2 separate regions of the Homo sapiens genome follow, and region 1 is linked to region 2. The links are chromatin loops, found by intact Hi-C in ENCODE. Cell type or tissue: ascending aorta. All regions are shown on one strand. Region 1 overlaps LOC105377143 (a long non-coding RNA gene). Region 2 overlaps LRIG1 (leucine rich repeats and immunoglobulin like domains 1).

What was found. Hi-C counts contacts between places; a loop is a spot of excess contacts. Peaks named below come from ENCODE experiments on the same cell type or tissue, not always from the same donor. Only the 100,000 strongest peaks of a DNase experiment are listed, where the experiment ranks them.
Region 1: it touches region 2 in a loop (2.4-fold over the local background); 4 of 110 quality-filtered maps call a loop at or near these places.

Annotation. Positions count from the first base shown.
Region 1 is chr3:66,724,206-66,732,205 of GRCh38, reverse strand. LOC105377143 (a long non-coding RNA gene) reads left to right here. Exons shown (of 3, transcript NR_135533.1): 3 at 1,601-1,828. Among named protein-coding and RNA genes, the nearest start is that of LRIG1, 230 kb to the right of the region's middle. In ascending aorta, no CTCF peak of the experiment used is centred here; a DNase peak (open chromatin) is centred at 4,807.
Region 2 is chr3:66,403,309-66,411,308 of GRCh38, reverse strand. It overlaps LRIG1 (leucine rich repeats and immunoglobulin like domains 1), which reads left to right. Exons shown (of 19, transcript NM_015541.3): 7 at 1,037-1,180; 8 at 3,818-3,961; 9 at 6,031-6,111. Among named protein-coding and RNA genes, the nearest start is that of LRIG1, 94 kb to the left of the region's middle. In ascending aorta, a CTCF peak has its summit at 3,368 (motif pointing left); DNase peaks (open chromatin) are centred at 3,368, 3,858, 4,898, 5,448 and 1 weaker place; H3K4me3 peaks cover 575 bases; H3K27ac peaks cover 6,909 bases.

The DNA of each region.
Region 1 (8,000 bases), 320 kb before region 2:
AAAGAAGCTCCATATTACAGACACCAGGAAATGTTTCTAAACCAGAGATTTCCCTCAGTCATCTGCACCAGAAATCCTTAGAGCTGCTAGTTAAAATGTAAATTCCTGGGGCCCAATTAAACATGCAGAATCAGAATTCACAGGGGTGAGGTCTACAGGCCTCCAATTTAACAAGATGACCAGGTCATTTTTGTGCATAGAAAAATTTAAAAATCATTGTCCAAGAAGGACTTAAATTGAGTAACAATAACTAAATCGAATAACTGGATGCTTTTTAGAACCTGTCTTTTTGAAGTGACACAGCTGACACAGTAGAATACAAAGAGGAGTAACACAGGTACCCTCTCCTCAAGAACACAGTGTCACGAGCAGAGTAGAGATGAGTAGGAGGAGAAACAGCAGAAAGGAAGGAGGGATTAGCTCTTTAAGACATTGCTAGGGGAAGCTTTAAAGAACAGGTGATATCTGAGCTAGGCTTTGAAGGCTGAACAAGAGTTCACCAAGTTGCCGAGCTGGCACAATACATAGTCTAGGGCAGTACTTCTCAGACGTTACTGCATATAGGAATTGCCTGGGGAGCCTGTTAAAATGCAAGCTCTATTTCAATCAGTCTGGGTTAAAGCTCGCAGATGGTGCTAATGTTCCATGGACCACATTTTGAGTAGCAAAGCTCTAGAGAAAGAAATGGAATAGTCATAATGAATCAGACAAGTGTGTATTAGTATGTTCTCATGCTACTAATAAACACATACCCAAGACTGGGTGATTTATAAAGGAAAGAGGTTTAATGGACTTACAGTTCCACATGGCTGGGGAGGCCTCACAATCATGGTGGAAGGCAAAGGAGGAGTAAAGTCAAGTCTTACATGGTGGCAGGCAAGAGAGCATGTGCAGAGGAACTCCCCTTTATGAAACCATCAGATCTCATGAGACTTATTCACTATCATGAGAACAGCACGGGAAAGACCTGCCCCCCGTGATTCAATTATCTCCCACCAGGTCCCTCCCATAACACGTGGGAATTGTGGGAGCTACAATTCAAGATGAGATTTGGGTGGGGACACAGCCAAACCATACCAGTTTCCATTCTTCTGATAGTGAGGCAGGAATTACATAGTTTGTTGCAACCTTTTTGACTTCTCTTATGGAGAACCAACTGATCTCTTCCCTTCTACTCAGGAATATCATTAACTATCATTAAATAAATACACCTCTTAGGCATCTCACCCTAGACCCTGCTACATGGAGTTACCTGAAGAAAAAGCAATTCAATCTAAAACCAATATCAGCAATTCTAAGCATTCAGTAAACTGGCCAGTACATTTTAGTGGTTATTGTTTTACATCTATTTTCCTGTATCTTTTACTGTTCTGCCCTTCACCTCAGCCACAGATTTACTTCTTTTTTTATTGTATCCTCAAATTAAGGAACAACAGAACATACTTTCTCCAATACAAATTCTCAGTGCTCCCCAAGTCCCACCTGTATACCACACCTCGGGGAAGATGCCAGAGATTGACTCTCTCATTGTCTTTGTTATGTTCTAAGAAATTCCCCCTACAATTACAGCTCTAAGCTTAACCTTTCTCCTAATCTCTAGACTGTCCTGCCAATAGAGAATACAGTGAAACGGTATGGAACATACACAGTGGAACAGAGGACACTGATGGAACAGTGTTTATAAGCACAAAGTTTGGAAGTACGGAATCCTAGATAAAATCCTGACTGTGGAATTAACTGCGTGACCTTCGGCAAATTACTTCATCTCTTTGAGCCTCAGTGTCTTCACATATAAAATGAGAATAATAAAAGCCCTTATCTCATAGTATTTCTGAAAGGGTTAAAAAAGCAAACCTAAGTAAAGGGCCCAGTACCTGGTTTGTCAGAGTTATTTTAAAAAAAAATTGTAGCTGTCATCATAATCAGACTCACTCTCCCTACTGTATAACCTCCACTGTCACCTCCATTTCAGTTCCAATCCCTGTACTGACCCAGATGCCCTATTCACACACCTGAACACCCTGCACCCATCCGCCTTCACAGTGCCTTCTATTACCCATAGATACTACTCTGTTTTTTTTGTCTGAAGCCATTTTCTGCTTGTGTATTTCTTCTGAAAGACTGAATCTTGTTTGCAGAGAAGGACAAACACACCCACATAACCCACGTTTGCTATCTCACCATGTTTTATTATAAGGCTTGTGGACAATCATGACAGGCAAGGGAAAAGGCAGCCTAGGAGAAAATGTTCCTGGATGCACTTGCCAAGCCAAGGTGTGGCCATGACAACCTGTGTACACACATGGATACCACTGAGATTTTTCTGTTTAGGATTTTGGCTTGCTTAACTACTGATCATATCTAATCTGTCTCATATATTTGAAGTAATTAACTACTGTTCTGTGTCCTGCAGTGCACTTGCATATTGCCACAATGACAGGCATTCCAAACTTTTGAAAGTTTGCTACTTACATCAAGATGGACTGAGTACACTTAAGTAGAATCTTGAAACACTTAAATAGTTAACCAATTTATTGTGAAATCAGTTCGCCCTTTCACACTTAACTCTGTAAGTGTCTCAGTTCATCATATCTGGAGATTCAATGTAGCACATGTGTTGGGAAGGAGAGTTTTTTCTTTGTGTAGTGTGTTGTCTTTTGTCCTGGAATAGGACAATGGGTAAGTAATGGATTATCAGGAGAAGTGAGAAAACTGATTTCCAATTAGTTTTCTTCCTCGAAGTGATTTAGGAGAGGTGAACTTTATTTCCTCAGCTGGCATTTTTCAAACTTTCAAAGATTGATTCATTCAAAAAAATGTTCCTGTGTGCTTCTATGTATGTGAATAGGATACACTAGGGATACACTGATCCCAGCGCACCTCCAGGATTTCTCTGTACAAAGGTCCATGGGCAGCATCTGACTGGAACGGAGAGAGCCATGGCACCTTCTACAAAGCCTTATGTGTACAGCAAGGATGTGCACCAAAGGATGCTGTTTCTCCTTTAGTTATTTATTTGAGGCAGTTTGGGGTGAAGGTCCTGATCAGCATCATTTCAAATCCATTTTCCTACTCTGAGCCTTAGAAGAGGGGCTGAAGCTACTCCTTGGCTCTGCTACTAATTGTTAAATGAAACAAACGTGATGCCTCCCATCACGGCGGTTACAGTCTAGTGAGGGGACAAACAGACAATGAATGAGGAAAGAAACAAAAAAGTTGAATGAAGATGGCAAGAAGTGTTGTTAAGGAGATGAATAAGGTAGTGTGATAGAGAATAATGAGGAAGACCAGGGCAGGTGACACGTAAGGAGAAATTTGAGAACGAAGCATCAGGCATACAAAGAACAGAGGAACAGGTCTGTGTGCCGGTAGAAGGCACATGAGCCTAGAGGTGAGAGTAGAGTTGTATCTGCAGTGTGGGATGCCGGGGATGAATAGCGCTAGATGAGGTTGGAGAGGAGGACAGAGCTACATCCCACAAACTCCATGTAAGTAATGGGTTTATGTGTTATACCAAGTGTAATAGAAAGCCACTCAAAGATTTTGCAGAGCAGGACTCCTCCCTTTTTTATTATGTGAAATCTTACTTGTAAGACCAATATTTTAAATGATTAAAGCAGACCAACTCAGATTGAAGCAAGGATGGGGAGGCAGAGCTTGCCAAAGAGGTGTTCTCCTCCCGGGCTCACTCCTGTGGCACCTCCCTGAGCCATTAGCTCTGCAGGCCACAGTTAGCTCGCCGTTCTAGGCAAAGGGGAGCCAGAGCTGATATTTAAGGCAGATAATGATTTCAACTAGGGGTGAGTGAAAAGAGTGGCATCAGGACCTAGAGTCACCCTGCTCTGGAGAAAACAGATTTGAAATGATGCTGATCAGGGCGATCACATGATTTCTGTTAGCATTGTTCAGCATCCCAAGCCAGGATTTGAGAAAGTGGACACCTGGAGTTGGGTAAGACAGTTGCAACCAGAGCTCTAAGGTGTTGGTTATAGGTCCTAGTTTGCTAGGAAAGAAGAAAATAACTCAGGGGAGGAATGGAGGAAGAAAGTCAAGGAAATAGAGCCCCCAGGAGATCAAAGGGAATATTAGCTGGGCAAGTGCAAGGAAAAAGCAGAAGAGAGTGCCAGGGGTATTGGGTAGAGATGTTCTGGGTGACAAGATCCAAAATGCAACCTGTGACTGGGAGTGGTGGCTCACACCTGTAATTGCAGAGCTTTGGGAGTCCAAGGCAGGAGGATCACTTGAGGCCAGGAGTTTCAGACCAGCTTGGGTAACATAGCAAGACCCCATCTCTATTAAAAAAACTGTAAAAATAGGTCGGTGTGGGGATGCATGCCTGTAGTCCCAGCTACTCAGGATGCTAAGGCAGGAGGATGGCTTGAGCCCAGGAGATGGAGGCTGCAGTGAGTTATGGAGCACCACTCCACTCCAGCCTGGGCAACAGAGCAAGACCTGGTCTCAAAAAATTATAATTTTAAAAATAAATAACTAAACAAGAGAGAAAAAAAGCAGGCTGGGCACGGTGGCTCATGCCTATAATTCCAGCACTTTGGGAGGCCAAGGTGGGTGGATCACTTGAGGCCAGAAGTTCGAGATCAGCCTGGCCAACATGGTGAAATGCCATCTCTACCAAAAATACAAAAATTAGATGGGCATGGTGGCATGTGCCTGTAGTCCCAGCTACTTGAGAGTCTGAGGTATGAGAATCACTTGAATCACAGAAGCTGTAGTGAGCCAAGATTGCGCCACTGCACTCCAGCCTGGGCAAAAGAGCGAGACTCTATCTCAAAAAAAGAAAAGAAAAAAAAGAAAAACAAAAAACAAATCATAGCTTGTGCATTACTAAGACAAGTGCAGTTAAAGGTTGCTGGAATGTAAGAGACCCAGGAAGTGTGAAGTCATTGGCTGGCTGAGCAGTAGGAGTGCTGAAGTCATGCAGGACGTGGTAGGAAGGATGGACAGAACTGTATACTGGGTATGGATGAGAATTCATCAATATATCATGGTGACAACAGTGGGGAGAGGGTGATAGAGCTGAGTTACAGAGTCTTAAAGAGTAAAGATTATTTGTTGTAACTTAATCAGTATTTCAGAAACCCAAAAGTGTATTTAAAAAGGTATTTATTATCCTTTGTATCTATCACTCAGCTTAAGAAAGCTTTATACCAACACTATTGCAGTCACCTGTGTAAATCCTAACGTATTTGTTCTCCTTTCTACTCTCACCAATATAACCACTGTTCTAATATGATGCTTATTATTTCCAAGCATTGCTTTACTTTTTTACTATATATAAAGTTTCCTTTAATGAAGCTTTGTTTTCCATGTCTTTAAATGTTGTGTAAATGATATACTATGTATTTGTCCACAATATGCTTTTTTTTTTTTTTTTTTTTTTTGAGACAGAATTCCGTTCTTGTTGCCCAGGCTGGAGTGCAATGGTGTGATCTCGCTTCACTGCAACCTGTGCCTCCTGGGTTCAAGCAATTCTTCTGCCTCAGCCTCCTGAGTAGCTGGGATTACAGGCATGTGCCACCGTGCCCAGCTAATTTTGTATATTTAGTAGAGACAGGATTTCTCCATGTTGGTCAGGCTGGTCTCCAACTCCCAACTTCAGGTGATCTGCCCGCCTCGGCTTCCCAAAGTGCTGGAATTACAGGCATGAGCCACTGCACCTGGCCTACAATATGCTTTTATCATTCAACAGTAAATTATATAATATATAAAATATTTACTTATATAACATGTATATATTATATATACTATAGTATATATAATATATTTATATTTATATTATATTATATATACTATATTATATACTATATATACTATATTATATATACTATATATACAGTATATATAGTATATATACTATATATACAGTATATATAGTATATATACTATATATGTGTATATATATGAAGTATATATATACTATATTATATATACAATATATACATATTAGTATATATTGTATTATAGTATATATTGTATAATATAGTATATTGTATATAATATTTTGTATATAATATTATTGTATATAATATTTGTATATAATATAGTATATTGTATATAATATATTGTATAATATAGTATATATATAATATAGTATATAGTATATTATATATACTATACTATAGTATATATAGTATATCCTGGGTCTCTTACATTCCAGCAACCTTTAACTGCACTTGTCTTAGTAATGCACAAGCTATGATTTGTTTTTTGTTTTTCTTTTTTTTCTTTTCTTTTTTTGAGATAGAGTCTCGCTCTTTTGCCCAGGCTGGAGTGCAGTGGTGCAATCTTGGCTCACTACAGCTTCTGTGATTCAAGTGATTCTCATACCTCAGACTCTCAAGTAGCTGGGACTACAGGCACATGCCACCATGCCCATCTAATTTTTGTATTTTTGGTAGAGATGGCATTTCACCATGTTGGCCAGGCTGATCTCGAACTTCTGGCCTCAAGTGATCCACCCACCTTGGCCTCCCAAAGTGCTGGAATTATAGGCATGAGCCACCGTGCCCAGCCTGCTTTTTTTCTCTCTTGTTTAGTTATTTATTTTTAAAATTATTATTTTTTGAGACCAGGTCTTGCTCTGTTGCCCAGGCTGGAGTGGAGTGGTGCTCCATAACTCACTGCAGCCTCCATCTCCTGGGCTCAAGCCATCCTCCTGCCTTAGCATCCTGAGTAGCTGGGACTACAGGTATGCTTCCCCACACCCAGCTATTTTTAAAATTTTTTAATAGAGATGGGGTCTTGCTATGTTACCCAAGCTGGTCTGAAACTCCTGGCCTCAAGTGATCCTCCTGCCTTGGGCTCCCAAAGCTCTGCAATATAGTATATACTATACTATAGTATATTATATATACTATATTATACTATAATATAATATAGTATATATAATATATATACTATATTATATTATATCATAGTATATAGTATAGTATATAGTATATTATAGTATAGTATATATATAGTATATAGTATAGTATATAGTATATTATATAGTATATACATATTATGTAATATGTATTTTTATACATTATATAGTATATATGTATCATATAATGTATAAAATATACACATTATTTTCCTGAATATATATACACATTATTTTCCCTAATATATAGAGTATATATAATGTATAAAATATGTATCCATATTATAGAATATGTATATATTATTATAAAATATGTATCCGTATTATAGAATATGTATATATTGTATCATATATAGAATATGTATATATTGTATAATATATAGAATATGTGTATATTATAGAATATGTATTCATTGTATAATATGTACATATCCTATAATAATATATACATAGCTATATATACATATTCTATAATATGTATATACAATATATACATATTCTATATGTATATACATATGTGTATATGTATATATATGTGGCAAATGCATTTTTAAACTTTTTTATAATTTTTCTTTTTGCTATCTTTTGTTGAGCCTATTTTCTTAATTATATACATATTTATAATATGTATATAAAAATACATATGTTATACATTATATGTATATATTTCATATATAAATATATATAGTATACATTAATTATAATATATATTTATATAATATAAATTATACATACTGTATATTTATATATTGTATAGTATACATATATTAAGTATGTCATATATATTAAGTGTATGTAAGTATAAATATATATTAAGTATACACAAAGTATGTATACATATATCAAGTATATAATATATAATACATATAATATATATAAAATATATGTACGGTATATCTACATACATATATAGAGAGGGAGAGTTCACGTTCACTGCTGCATAGTTTTTTATTATGTGAATATGCAATTTAGCCTTCTTCCTCTTGGAGAACATGAAGTCAGTTCTAATGTGTCTCATTTCAAACACTGCTCCAGTGAACACCTTTTACGTATCTTCATGTGCGTCTGGGTGAGAGCTGCTCTGGTCTTACCTAGCTGTGAAACTCTTGGTCATAGT
Region 2 (8,000 bases):
CAGTAGCAGAAAGAAAGATGGAAAAAAGCAAAACTCAGTTACCCAAAGCCCTTGTAATACTGAACACGGAGCAAAATTCGGGTTACGGACTTTTGTTGAAGAGGCGGTTGCCTGGGCTGGCGCTGTCCTTCCTGGCACATGCTGTGTTGGGAAGCGGGGTGCTAGCACACTTACACGGTGGGCCTGAGAGCTCAGGCCTAGAGCTGCACTGAATCCTGATGTACCCTTGTTTCCTTCTTATAGTGACCCCATGGAGTCAGTGCTCTTGGATATCTCCATGTTAGTAGATGTGCAGGTTTATTCAGCCAGCAAGCTGCAAAATTAGGATTTAAATCCAGGTAGTCTGACGCCAGAGCTAAAGCGGGTCTCCTAGCACAGTGGCACAGAGTCCAGCCTTTGGTAGGCAGACCCAGGGTTGAATTAATTCTAGCCCCTTCCCTACTGGCTAAGCTGTGTAAAGTCTTAGACAGGTTACCTGGCTTCTCTCAGCAGCACATTCCTCATGTGTGAGATGCGGGTGATAATAAGAGCCGCCTCCTATTCGCTCTCCTTTCTATTCCTTTAATGGGCTTTGCCCTTGCCTGGAACTCCTGTGCCCGTTTGTTGGCCTGGGTCACTTTTTGTTTTGTTTTTGGTAGAGATGGGGTTTCGCTATATTGCCCTTGCTGGTCTCGAACTCCCGAGCTCAAGCGATCCTCCTTCTTCGGCCTCCCCAAGTACTGGATGGGCATAAGCCGCCACACCCAGCCCTGGTTCACTTTTACTCAGCCAAAAAAGTCACTTCTAGGAAGCTCCCTCTTGCCCTATGAACACTCGAGTCGGCCTTGGCATGTGCTGTCATCCATTTTGATTTGCCTGTCTTCTCCCAGCCCCTACTCACATGCACATGTGTGCGACTAGACTCCACAGTTCTGTCGTGCACTGTTCTAGCCTTGGTGTGACCGCAGTGTCAGGTACAGCGTGGCTGCTCATTTGCTGTCTGTCCAGTGAAGGGAGTGAAAGCTCCTCTTCATCCTGTGCATGGCTGTCATTGCAGGCACCTGGAGTACAACAGCCTGGTAGAAGTGAACAGCGGCTCGCTCTACGGCCTCACGGCCCTGCATCAGCTCCACCTCAGCAACAATTCCATCGCTCGCATTCACCGCAAGGGCTGGAGCTTCTGCCAGAAGCTGCATGAGTTGTAAGTGTCCTCGGCTCTGGGCTGTGGCAGTGTTTTTAGACACTGCTTGGAGGTGAAAGTGCTAGGCCTGGTTCGTTCCACCACACAGTGGCCTCGGGGAGGGCTCAGAGACAGGCCAGTAGCCCTGTTCCCAAACCAGCCAGGCCCAGGGTGGAACCCTCAGCGATTTGAGCCCCAGTCCCTTCCTCATCTCCCCTTCACTTCCTCTGCATTTGGATTAGCAGGGGCTCCAGGAGTAGCAGCTAGGTCCCTGCAGGGAGCCTTGGCCCCCAAGGTCCTGTTGGGTTTGGAGACAGTTCCAGGGGTAGAAAGTTCCTGGGGAAGGGCAGCTATGGCAGAGTGCTCACAGGAGCCATTTTGAGAGTGACTGTGTGTTAATGGCCACACCAAATAGCATGTGCTTCTTCAGTGAGGGGGTCATTTGGGCTCAAACAGAGACAGTGAAACGCTGACTGTGGATGAATTTGTGTCCTCGGAGTCGCCACCTTCCTTCCTGTAGATGAGCTGCCCAGGTTCTTGGCCCCTTCCCTTTCTCTGTTTTGCACCGCAGTGGCCTGCTGGCAGAGGCTCCTGTGCAGTCGTGTGCGTGCTTAGTTCAGAGATGTGTGGTGTGGTCCTCTTGCTCCTTTTGGAGATTTCCAGACAGGGGTCCCAGGTTGAGACTGAGAACTGAGCTTGTCTTGCCCAAAGTTCTGAGATTAGTAGTGACAGACTGTCGCCTGGGTAGCGATGGGCAGTGGCCCTGGCCACCCCATCATGTCAGGGTGGGGTTACTGGACAGTGAACGCAGCATTCCTAAGGACTCAGAGAACATCTTTACAAGTCTATAGTTTGTGTTTTCACTGTTCTTTCCATTTGATATGCTCCAGTTTAGTCTACTGTGTTTCTTTATTTTTCACAAGAGTTGGGTGGGTTTTTTTGTTTTGTTTTGTTTTTTTCTTCCTTTTCTAGGCTTGGCTGTTGGAAAAAATTCACCCACTGAAGTGAATGATTGTTAAGAGTGCCAAGCCTCAGTCTGTCCTGTCTCTCTCTTGACCTCACCAGGCAAACTCAAGGGGATGCGTGAATCTAATGTGGATTCTTGCAGCTGGTGTTTGTGTCTGGTCTTCTGTGTTCTCCTCTCTCTCCCTGTCCTTCCTTCCCTCCTCCTCCCCCCCTCCCCCCACCACACACACACACACACACACACACACACACACACACACACACACACACTGACTTGGAGTTTATATTTTGGTGACTCCATCATTATCTAATGCAAAACACAGTGGTCCTGCCTCTTTCCTAACTTTTCTTGGATTCTGTGAGTGTTAACCCTTTGGTTTCAGCTTCCTACGCTTCAGGGCCTGCAGTTGTGCATTCCATGTGGTGCTGGATGGCTCCTTTCAGGCTCTGTAGTCAAGCTGTGACCCCACCAGGGGACTCCTGGTTTTGTTGGTCAGGGCCGGGAGGTGTGGGAAGCAAGAGAGGTCTTTTAAGTCCCCGAAGCCTGAGCCAGTCCAATTCTTAAAGTGAGGGGCCATCCTCTGACTCACCAGTGTATCGTGGCCCCAGGGATGGCATGCTGTCTTCTGCGGGGTCCGGGATCCCCTCTCTAGCTGGTGGAAGGCATGAAGCCCTCTTCCATGCCCTCTAGAAGGGGCAGCAAAGATCACAGAAGTGCGCTTGAGCAGTCCTAGCAGTTTGCACCATATCCAGGTAACCTCAGAGGCAGATTTGGGATTGCTTCCCAGCATGTGTTTCCCACCCCTCCTTTAAGCTAAATTCTTTAATTGCAGGTGAGGATATAATTTTGATCTCCTGCCAGGTCTGTTTAACTGACAGACACCCTGACTTATTTGTCCAGGAGGGAAAGAATGCTGCTCCTAGCTGCCTTTAAAAGCTCATTAATCTTCTCTGAGTTTATTTTCCATCTTCCTATCCCTGCCCCAGCCCCAATTTTTCAACGATAGATGACCAATATGTCACGTAAGCAACCCAGAGGTGCAGGAGTGCTGGGAGGAAGCTTTGATTCTGAGGTTCGGGCAAAGCATGTGCTTTTACCGCCTGCAGTAGGGGATCATGCTCTGAGGTCCACGTGGATGGGGGCAGGGAGGCCTGAGCAGGAGCCTCCTGCCCTGGGGGAGTTGCCCCACTAAGGCATGAGGCACAGGTGTGGTTGTCCCACGCAGGGGCTAGTGGTGCCCTCTGCTGGCAGATGCAGGGAGTGTGACTGGGGCTCCCTGGCTTGCTGCGGGGTCATCTCCAGAATCCCAGGCTTCTGCTATGAGAGAGGTCTTTTGTAGCCTGAATCAGGAGCTGCCTTGGACAGCATGAAGGCGCTGGAGCTTGAGAGTTGTTGTGTGTCATGACCTCGTGTGTAGTCTTCACAGTTTAACAGCCACCCTGGCCCCTGTGACCTATGCACCCATTCTACGAGTCAGACTAGTGTGTTGGGCACTGATGAGTTTCTAGCTGCATGGCCACTTTTACCCCCAGGATTCTGTGGGTGTGGGTGTGTGTGTGCACGCACGCGCGTGCGTGTGCATCTGTGTCATTTCCCACTGAAACCCAGCTGACTGTGGCCCAATTTCCGGTGGGGTGGGGTTGGGGGGCAACCACACTAGATGGTGACATTGCTGCCCTCCCTTTCCTCAGGGTCCTGTCCTTCAACAACCTGACACGGCTGGACGAGGAGAGCCTGGCCGAGCTGAGCAGCCTGAGTGTCCTGCGTCTCAGCCACAATTCCATCAGCCACATTGCGGAGGGTGCCTTCAAGGGACTCAGGAGCCTGCGAGTCTTGTACGTCTCCCACTACTGACAGGATAAAGGGGTCCCCAGTGGGGAGAGCAGAATAGAGCAAACCATCTGCTTTGTTGAACTCCATTTGCGTTGGCTTCGAGTCAGAATTGGATCCAAAGCTGGCTTGCTCTATGTGCAGAGTCTCAAACTTTTATGTAATCAACTGAAAAAGAACTGGTTAAGCAGAAAAATCTCTCATTTCCCCAGGATGGTGCCTAGAGAGGGATGGCAGCTCCTAAAAAGTAGTTGTTCTCAAGCAGTGATGCCCACGTTGTGCTGGACAGGATGCTGGCTCCTAGTGTTGGAAAAAGCTTCCCCACGCTGAGCGCCTGGTGCAGCCTCCAGTTCGGCAGCCGTGGGTCAGTCTTTCCCATCTTGAGTCTTCAGCTGCAACTTCCAAGTCCTGAATATTTTTTCTCTAAACCATGGGAATACTGCAGTGCATCTCTCGTCTGAGCATTTGAACTTCTTCAGCATAACCTGTACCAAGATGCCTCCTTTCCAAAAGCAGCACTTAGGGAATCCTGTGTCTCTCCTTGTACCTCGTCGGGGGTCAGTTAACAAAGTGGAGGTGCTAATGCCATTTCCCTTGAAGTCCCTAATTAGATGGGGTTGGCAAAAGTGGCTGCAGGATGCTTTTCTGAGGCTTGTATAAAACTTTTCCATGGTTGGCTTCATAGAACTTCCAAGCAGCTGTCAGCATAAAACCCCCAGAGAGGGGCATGCAGGTTTCAGAGGACAGTGGTGGCGGGTTCTAGGGTCTCCTTCTCAGGCGTAATCCACTGCACAGAGAGGGATCTGTTCCAGTGTGACAGGGAGGGAGGCCTTTGCACTTGCACCTGGCAGAGCCGGCTTTAATGTGGAGCCATTGCCAGGGAGTGTGAAAGAGGCCGGAGCCAAGCTATTCAGGCCAGGTCAGCCTGTGAGCCCATACAAGGCCCAAATAACAAGGCTGGGAACATTCAGACTGAGCGGGCCAGAAAGGAGAGAAAAACTTTGGCAGCCAGGGCTAGGAGCAGAGAGACAGGCACACAAAGCCACAGCCCCGGGTCCCTGGTTCCTGGTTTTTTCAGTATGCAGATGATAGGAAGGAACCCATTGAGAGGAGAAGTCCCTTCCAGCAGCAGAATCTCCACTATTTGACCTTCCTGCTGTGACAAGAAAGGTCACCGCCAGCATTTCACTCTTCAGTCAGAGCTGCCCTCTCTGCTGGCAGCATTGATTCCTGCTGCAGCTTCTCACAGGAGACAAGAGTTCCTTTTCTCTCCCTGGCCTGTGTCTGCAAGGGCTCGGGGGGAAAATTTAAGAACCAAGAACCTTGTGGAAAGTTGGAGAGGGCAGGATGGGGGCCTGGTCTCCAGGTGTGATGTCTCGCCTGGGCACTGTGACCTGCTCCTGGAAGCTGGGAAGCCATTGAGTCATCGGCCATGGGATTTGCATTGTTGGAGGGGCCTGGGCTGAGTTGGCCTCATCCCTCTGATCCTGGCGAGTGGGTCACAAGTCTGACTCAGCACCCAGATGTCCTCCCTGGCTCAGAGTCAGCGCCCTGCAGGCCTTGGGAGGAGATGGGCTCCGGGCTCCAGACCCACTGGCTGGTACGGAGGCGCCCACGGGCCGGCCCTGTGCCGGGTCTCTTTCTTCCATGTGCTTTCTGCAGTTTCTCGGTCATGTCCAGAAAAGGGACTCTGGTTGGTATGAGAGCAGACGGGAGCCTTAAGGAACCTTTTGGGTTGATTCTCAGTGCTGGGGCCAGATGTCCGCTCTCTCGGGGCAGAATACAGACTGGGCTGTCTGCACCACCTCCCTTCCCTTGAGTGTGGCCTCCGCAGACAGGGAGGCAGGTGGAGCCCAGGGAAGTTTCTTGTCTAAGGCATGTGTCATCTTGGTTGGAAGGCTGAGAAACAGGGCTTCCCTCCCAGGGCCACGTGTCTCTTCACCCTACGTCCCGGCTGTGCCTCCAGGGTGCATGCACCCAGGGGACTTCAGCTTCCGAGCAGCAGGCTGGGTGAGAGTTTGCTTTCCCTTCACGCCCCGACTGCTCGGTGAGCTGCTTTCTGTCCTCTCCCCAGGGATCTGGACCATAACGAGATTTCGGGCACAATAGAGGACACGAGCGGCGCCTTCTCAGGGCTCGACAGCCTCAGCAAGCTGTGAGTATCCGCCGCACGGAGCTCCGCCGGCAAATGCGCGGGACACACTTGGGTGGGAGATGTTTCTGTGGCGCCCCCCGCGCCTCTCTGCTCTGGGCCCAGGCGGAAGAGGAGCTGGCTTTTGTTTGGGGCAGAGCTTGTTTTGTTTGTGGAGAAGAGTTTGAAGAAGAGGGTGGGGGACACCCCACTCCTTGATGGCCTGGGTGTTGGGTTCTTGGGGGCTGGCAACCCGGCGTTTGGCGGCTGGTGGAGCTTCTCTTGGGCTTCACTCACAACTCACATGAAAACTGCTGAATTTGCTGTTGCCCTTTGTACAAAGGAGTCTTGCCCTGTTACTGGGTTTCTCAAAGTTGTGTAAAGGTCAGTAAGGTGTGAGGGCGGTGGGGCTCCTGTCAGTACTTTCGTCATTAACCATCATCTCAAATAACCACGTCATTTCCAAGGGTCGTAGTAGCAGCTATTTTGAATGTATGGTTTGGGGTCTTTTTCTTTTTTTTCCTAGCTAGCTCCTAGATTTTGCCAGTTAATCTGCCAAGCACCTGTGTGTGTTGTACCTAATGATCTCATGAGGGCAGGCTCTGTTAGGCAACCTCTTTATTAGTTGAGGAAAGAGAAGTGAGGGGATTTCGCCCAAAACTACACGGCTGGCAAGTGGCAGGCTCAGGATTTGCTTGTTTGGCTCCAAAGCCCACGTTCCCTTCCCCTTGGCCCGCCCTGTTTTCTCTGCGTGTAACCAGCACTTTCTGCAGATGCCACCCAAGGACCGTGCAGGAAGGGGACGAGAGTCATTATTACTGTTTACTAGCAGCTCGGAGGGAAGACTGGAGGAGGGCAAGACAGAGAGGACGGCTGCCGCTCGATTCCCCCAGCCCGTCCCCAGTGACGGGGAGCTCAGCAGAGTGCGAGTGTCAAGTAAATATTTGGAAAGCCCTAGTGGAGCTCGATGATAGAGGAGAGCCTGTGGTAGGGAGAGTCTTTTTATATAGTAGATGCTTCTGATTTGTTTTGAAAAGCGTGGCTTTTTGCACCTTTTATATACAAGGGTCCTGCTTAGGAATAAGCTCTGTTGGCTGTCTGAAGAAGGTACTTCTTGAGCGTCCTGTACTCCAGCAGCATGTCGGAGATGCTTATCAGTGATTCTTCTCCTTATTGTCCCTAAAACAATGCTGATTTTCCCCAGCCTTTAACCCATACGTGACCCCTTTTTATCCCATACGGGGCAAACCTGGGAAGAGCCAGAAGTACCAAGTGGGGTGGGGCAGAGGCCTTCTTAGCAAGAAGAGCTCCAGGCCTGGGATGTGGCTGCTGAGGTGTTCAGCACTGGCGCCACCACTCAGCATAAGCCTCCCTGACCTCGGCCATAACCGATTGAAGGGTGAGGGTGGTGAGAGTGGGCAGCACTGCCAGGTTCCTCGTGGGGCGTGTCAGTCCGGAGGAACCTGGAGCCGTTTCCTGGGTGTCATGGCTTCCAGGAGGCTCTGTCTCAATACAGAAGGCCCGTGAGGTGTGCCTGGCCCTGGGTCGCCTGGGCTTCCAGTGCTGCATGAGTCCGCCACTGCCTTCCTGAGTGCCCGCCCTCTGTGCCCTGGTGCTTTCTCCTTTGTCCCCCTGCTGGACTAGGCTCAGCTCTTCCACCTGAGCCCCAAGAGGTCAGCCCAAGCCCCTGCTTTCCTCACTCACATAATGTTGTTTGTAGTGAGCTGGTCCTGAGACTCCTGGGAACTTGTTAAAATCGAAGCCTCACCCCACCCAGCCACTGAGTCAGCATCTTGGGGCTGGAGACTCTGTGTATGTTTGAAAAAGGGTGAGAGAGAAAGACATGCATCCAAGTGGGGAAGCTGGGACAATAAATAAACAAGAATTCCTTAATATGATTAAATATATGCAAT